Regions from separate parts of the Homo sapiens genome. Here region 2 is linked to region 1. Evidence: read pairs that join two places in POLR2A ChIA-PET (ENCODE). Cell type or tissue: Panc1. All regions are shown on one strand. Links, peaks and the distances in the headings refer to the core of each region. The heading gives the core; the rest is flanking DNA.

Region 1 (2,914 bases), core at 68-2,567:
AACTGTTTTTATGTCGCAGTAAACTCATTTATTATAAATATGCTGTGTGCCAGGTACGGTGTGTGCCATAAATTATTTCTCCTCCTCAGAACAGTCCTGGTGCGGCATTAGCCCCATCTCACAAATCAAGACTGGCGCTCAGAGACGCAGTTCTCTTCCCCAGGCCCTGTGGCTGCTGGTGGTACGGCCAGGTGGCTGCTGGGCCTCTATGTATGCAGGATAACTGGAACTAGGCTGGCAGAAAGTGGCCTGCGGGAAGGAATATCTAAGAAAAACTTGTAAATAACACATCAATTGATTGATCATAAATGGACTCAGAAATTACTCGTTCACTTAGGAGTAAGCCATATCCCTTTTAAAAAGTATATTGGACCGGGTGCGGTGGCTCACACCTGTAATCCCAGCATTTTGGGAGACCGAGGCAGGCGGGTCACTTGAGGTCAGAACAAGATTAGCCTGGCCAACATGGTGAAACCCCATCTCTACTAAAAATATAAAAATTAGCCAGGCATGGTGGCAGGAGCCTGTAATCCCAGCTACTTGGGAGGCTGAGGCATGAGAATCGCTTGAACCCAGGAGGCGGAGGTGGCAGTGAGCCGAGATGGTGCCACTGCACTCCAGCCTGGACAACAGAGTGAGACTCCATCTCAAAAACAAACAAACAAAAAACATATATCGTTGGCCCTGGGCTGGCTGCCCTCATGGCCCCGTGGCTCCCTCTCGCCTGCAGGTGGGTGACATCACCATCCTGGTGAACAATGCCGCCGTGGTCCATGGGAAGAGCCTAATGGACAGTGATGATGATGCCCTCCTCAAGTCCCAACACATCAACACCCTGGGCCAGTTCTGGGTAAGGGCTATCCGGGGCCAGAGCCAGCCCCGGGCGTGCAGGGAGCCCAGGCAGGATGGAGGGGAGGGGATGATTTGCCAGGGCTTGGGCTCAGGCCAGCAGGGATGTCCACGAACAAGGTGGCCAGACAAGACGAATGACCAGCTCTAGGACACATCAGACTTTGTGAAATATGCTCGGTGTCCTGGGGCAGGGAGCCCTCGGCCCTCTCCCTCGCAGGAAGGCTCGGGCCCTAGAGCATCATGTGTGTCCGGGGTGGGCTGTTCTCCCCGAAAGAAAGGTGGAGGGGTTGTCAGAGCTGCAGCTGCTCCACCCTGACACCCCATCTGCCCTCAGACCACCAAGGCCTTCCTGCCGCGTATGCTGGAGCTGCAGAATGGCCACATCGTGTGCCTCAACTCCGTGCTGGCACTGTCTGCCATCCCCGGTGCCATCGACTACTGCACATCCAAAGCGTCAGCCTTCGCCTTCATGGAGAGCCTGACCCTGGGGCTGCTGGACTGTCCGGGAGTCAGCGCCACCACAGTGCTGCCCTTCCACACCAGCACCGAGATGTTCCAGGGCATGAGAGTCAGGTCAGTGAGCAGGGGACCCACCTTGAGACCAGCCTTCTCACCTGCCTCCCCAAGCCATTCAGTCAGCCAACTGCAGAAAGAGCTCTGATATAAAAATCGGGCTAGGCACGGTGCCTCATACCTATAATCCTAGCATTTTGGGAAGCCAAGGCAGGTGGATCGCTTGAGCCCAGCAATCCAGTTTGAGACCAGCCTGGGCAGCATGGAGAAACCCTGTGTCTAAAAAAAATAAAAAATTAGCTGGGCATGGTGATGCACACCTGTATTCCCAGCTATCTGGGAGGCTGAGGTGGGAGGATCAATTGCTTGAGCCCAGGAAGTTGAGGCTGCAAGTGAGCTGTGATTGTGCGACTGCACTCCAGCCTGGGAGAGAGAGTGAGACCCTGTCTCAAAACAAAAAGTCACCAAGGAGCCTCTACCCTCTGTTTGACGCTGTCTTACCTGGTTCTCGGTCTGCAAGGCAGTGATGCCACGATGGGGAGGGTCCTGCTGCTTGGTTCAGGGAGCTTATAGGAAACTACCAGAGCTACAGGCATGCAGCGGGATGTGTCTAAAGGTCAAATGAGGGAGATGCACCTCCACAGCGTCGTGCAGGGCGAAGGGAGCTTGAGACATAGGGTGCATTCTGCCTGGTTCCACCTGTATGAAGTTCCAAAACAGGCAAAACTGGGTTAGGGTGATGGAAATCAGACCCGTGGCTTCCCCTGGAGGGCTGGGGGTGTAACCTGGGAGGGAGGCGAGGGAACTAGCAAGACCTTCAGAAATGTTCTCTCTTCTTGAACTTAGCAGTCATTAAATACGTGAAAGTTAATCAAACTGTCTGCTTAAGATGTATACCTTTTGTTATATGCAAATTATAGCTCAATTTATTTGTTTGTTTATTTAGTTATTTATTGAGATGGAGTTTCGCTCCGTTGCCCAGGCTGGAGTGCAGTGGCGCGATCTCGGCTCACTGCAACCTCCACCTCCTGGGTTCAAGTGATTCTCCTGCCTCAGCCTCCCGAGTAGCTGGGATTACAGGCGTGCGCTTGCACCCAGCTAATTTTTGTATTTTTAATACAGACGGGGTTTCACTATGTCGGCCAGGCTGATCTCAAACTCCCAACCTCAGGTGATCCACCCACCTCAGCCTCCCAAAGTGCAGGGATGACAGGTGTGAGCCACCACGCCTGGCCGTAGCTCAATTTAAAATGAGTAATAGGGAGGTCCCACCACTCCTCCTCCAAACCAGTTAAGTCAAGGGGAACGGGGACCACTGGTCTAGAGCTCATGCCACCTGGGGTGGTGACTCCCTCATAGCTGTGATGTACTCTGTGACATTGGGTCCCGTTAATTACTGCTGTGGCTGATCTGCAAGATGGGGTGCGCGAATGTCTCCATCATAGGTTCTGCAGTGAGGACAAAGTGGAATCTGGCAGGGAACACCGTGTGTGGTACATATTAAGTGCCCAATAAATGGCGCTTTAATGATGTGCAGTTATGTAGGGGC
Region 2 (2,914 bases), core at 269-2,768, 90 kb after region 1:
GGGCTGCATCTATCTCGGACCTGTAGCTCCCACCATGCCGTGGGCTTCATCTATCTTGGACCTGTAGCTCCCACCAGGCCGTGGGCTGCATCTATCTCAGACCTGTAGCTCCCACCATGCCATGGGCTGCATCTATCTCAGATCTGTAGCTCCCACCATGCTGTGGGCTGCATCTATCTCGGACCTGTAGCTCCCATCATGCCATAGGCTGCAACTACCTCTGACGTGTAGCTCCCTCCTCTTGGCCACATGCATCTACTTCTAAAGACGAAGTGGAAAAGCATTTCTTCTCCATAAACAGATTTTACTCCTTTCAGTGCAAACTGTAATCAGAGAAGACTCTATTAGAGGATGAAAATTTCTAAAGTTTGCCTCTGTTTACATGAGAAATTCTTCCCCAAGGTTTCAAGAGAAAGAGAAATACACCTTCTAGAACCCACTCAAAGATAGTATTCAATCCGTAGGTTGGGACAATTTGGATTTTGGACACATGGAAAATAGGTTGGGCAGAAAGAAACCCTATGCTAGTAGAGATTGGTTCTTAAATGGAATTACTGACTAAGGATCCAAACTAGGGTAGCCAGAAAAACGAGCCTACTTAGAGCCCTGCAAATGGTTTGTGCCTGCCTCCTCCAGTCCCCTATTCAACCAACCTTTCCCAAACTATCATATGCAGAGGCCAGCACTAGGTCCTGAAGAAGACTGGGATGAATTAAGTATCCAGGGAGCTTACAGCAATTCAGTGGAGGAGATGAACAGAAATGGCAACAAGAACACAGCAGGGAAGCAGTAGGAGAGACAGGGAGCACTAGAGTAGGCAGCATAATATAATGGCTGAGAGGATCGGCTCTGGAGCCAGCCTGCCCAGTGGGTTTGAATCCCAGCTCCACCACTTACGAACTGTAACCACAGGCAAATTATGTGACTTCTTGGAGCGATGGTTTTCTCATCTATAAAGTGGGGGTAATGATGGGTTGTTGTGAGGAGTAGATAAGTCAATACATGTACAGTGCTTAGAACAGAGTCTAGCACATAATAGGCACTCGATAAAATGCTACCTATTCTTTTTATTAGTGTATTATTTAGAGTGCCATGGGTGCACACGAGGAACCCTAGTTGAGGTGTCTGGGATCTAAGATGGGCTAGGGTGTAACATCCAACCTCTTGTACTTAGTTTTCCTACTGGGGAGGCTCACTGCTTCAAACTGAAGTATTTTCCTTTCCCCTTTGCTTTCTTGTTAACATTCTACTTACCTCTCCCTAGAGTTCTCAAGTCATACATGCATAACACACATAAAATCCCATGTTGTACTATTGCCATTGAAAATGTAAGAAAGATGTTGATTCAAGAAATCATTAGAAATTATATTGATATTGTTAAGTTTTTAGCAATTTGACATCCAGCAGCAGGGATGACATTTCCTGGGCTGGGTTTTCTCCCATCAGTGGGATTCACACCTGACTTGTTTATAGGGGTCAAGGCTTCCCATAATTTAACACATGTTTTGGGGACCCCATGACACTGCAACTGTGACAGCTGGTAGGACTAATGCCAACAGATACACCTATTGGGATTTAAACTCTAAGACAAAAATACTCCAGATTTTTTTTCTTAGTCAACTGCCTCAGGGGCGAGACTACCTGTTAATGGCTGGGTGGGGAGGGGCAGAGTTACTTTATAAAGAATTCCAAGAAAATAGATCATGTTATAGTAAGAATGGAGCCTAAAAGGCTTGGATTTCTTTAAAGGCCATAATTTTTGCATGCATTCTGGGTTTGCTTTGCTTTTACAAAATAGTAGACAACCTATAAAGTGGTTTGCAACTTTCAACATCATGGAAGAACAAGGCGCTTTACAATTGTAAGCTTTCTTTGTGTTCTAAGTAGAACATTCTGAGTCAGAGAGTGTAGTGCTTATTGGAATCTCTCAAGCCATTATCAAATTCCTTGCTAACCTGTCACCTCTAATGCCAATCCCAAGATATTTCACAAGGACCGAAATACACCATCTCTGGTAAGCTTTATTTTGTGGCTATTAAGTACGCATGCTAATAATAACAAGCTGATTACATTAATAAACCATACATTTTCACTACTTTTTTTTTTTTTTTTTTTTTTTGGTTCAAATGATTTTCCTGCCTTAGCCTCTGAAAGTGCTGGGATTGCAGGTGTGGGCCACCGTGTCCAGCCCAATATTTTCAGATTTATTTCTGGCAAATGATTATATAATCTTTTTCTTTCAATGTTTATATATTATCTACCTTCTCCCAAAGTTGACCTCTTTTAAGAGAAGAGATGAAATTTAAGAACAAAGTAGTATAAAGGAACAAACATAGACTGGAAAAAGACAAACACAGGCTGAAATCCCAGTCACTTATTAGCTGGGTGACACTGAAGAAGTTACTAGATTGTTCTTAGCCTCAGATTCCTCATCAATAGGTGAGAACTTAATACCTACTTGGTTGATAATGTTGAGATAAAATATGAAGAATGTGTAGCATAGTGCCTGGCACATAGTAGGTACTTGTAAAAGTTAATCATCTCCCTCTTTCCTACCTTTATTCAGAATTATTGGGTGTCAAGTCCATTGAAAATACCAAAATGCGAAAGTGCAGTATTTAAAATTGTATCTGGACGGAGCACCCTGGGGGACAAGTTCTCCTGGACCTGTCTGAATGACTCCTGAGGAGCACACCCCATGTGGGTACAGAGGTGTTTTCTGAAGAAAGGAGTGCTTAAAACGTTTTCACTCACCTGACCCACTCCCATCCATATCCTGTTGCCTGACAGAGCTTTTTAAAACGAGCTAGAGCAAATCAAACTAGCAGCTCAATGAATTACACCAGATATCAAATTCTCATAATTGAAATTAATGAAGTTTTAGAAAAGTGCCATTAATAAAACTCACAGCAGG

What was found. Peaks named below come from ENCODE experiments on the same cell type or tissue, not always from the same donor. Only the 100,000 strongest peaks of a DNase experiment are listed, where the experiment ranks them.
Region 2: POLR2A ChIA-PET joins it to region 1 with 12 read pairs; 5 of 35 experiments call an interaction of 5 or more read pairs at or near these places.

The regions. Positions count from the first base shown.
Region 1 is chr1:12,577,229-12,580,142 of GRCh38, reverse strand. DHRS3 (dehydrogenase/reductase 3) reads left to right here. Exons shown (of 6, transcript NM_004753.7): 3 at 731-850; 4 at 1,187-1,425. MIR6730 (microRNA 6730) reads left to right here and starts at 1,120; the gene lies at 1,120-1,186. In Panc1, for the core only: no CTCF peak of the experiment used is centred there; no DNase peak of the experiment used is centred there; H3K27ac peaks cover 88 bases.
Region 2 is chr1:12,487,875-12,490,788 of GRCh38, reverse strand. All of the region lies in intron 67 of VPS13D (vacuolar protein sorting 13 homolog D), which reads right to left. Among named protein-coding and RNA genes, the nearest start is that of SNORA59A, 18 kb to the left of the region's middle. In Panc1, for the core only: no CTCF peak of the experiment used is centred there; no DNase peak of the experiment used is centred there; H3K27ac peaks cover 2,258 bases.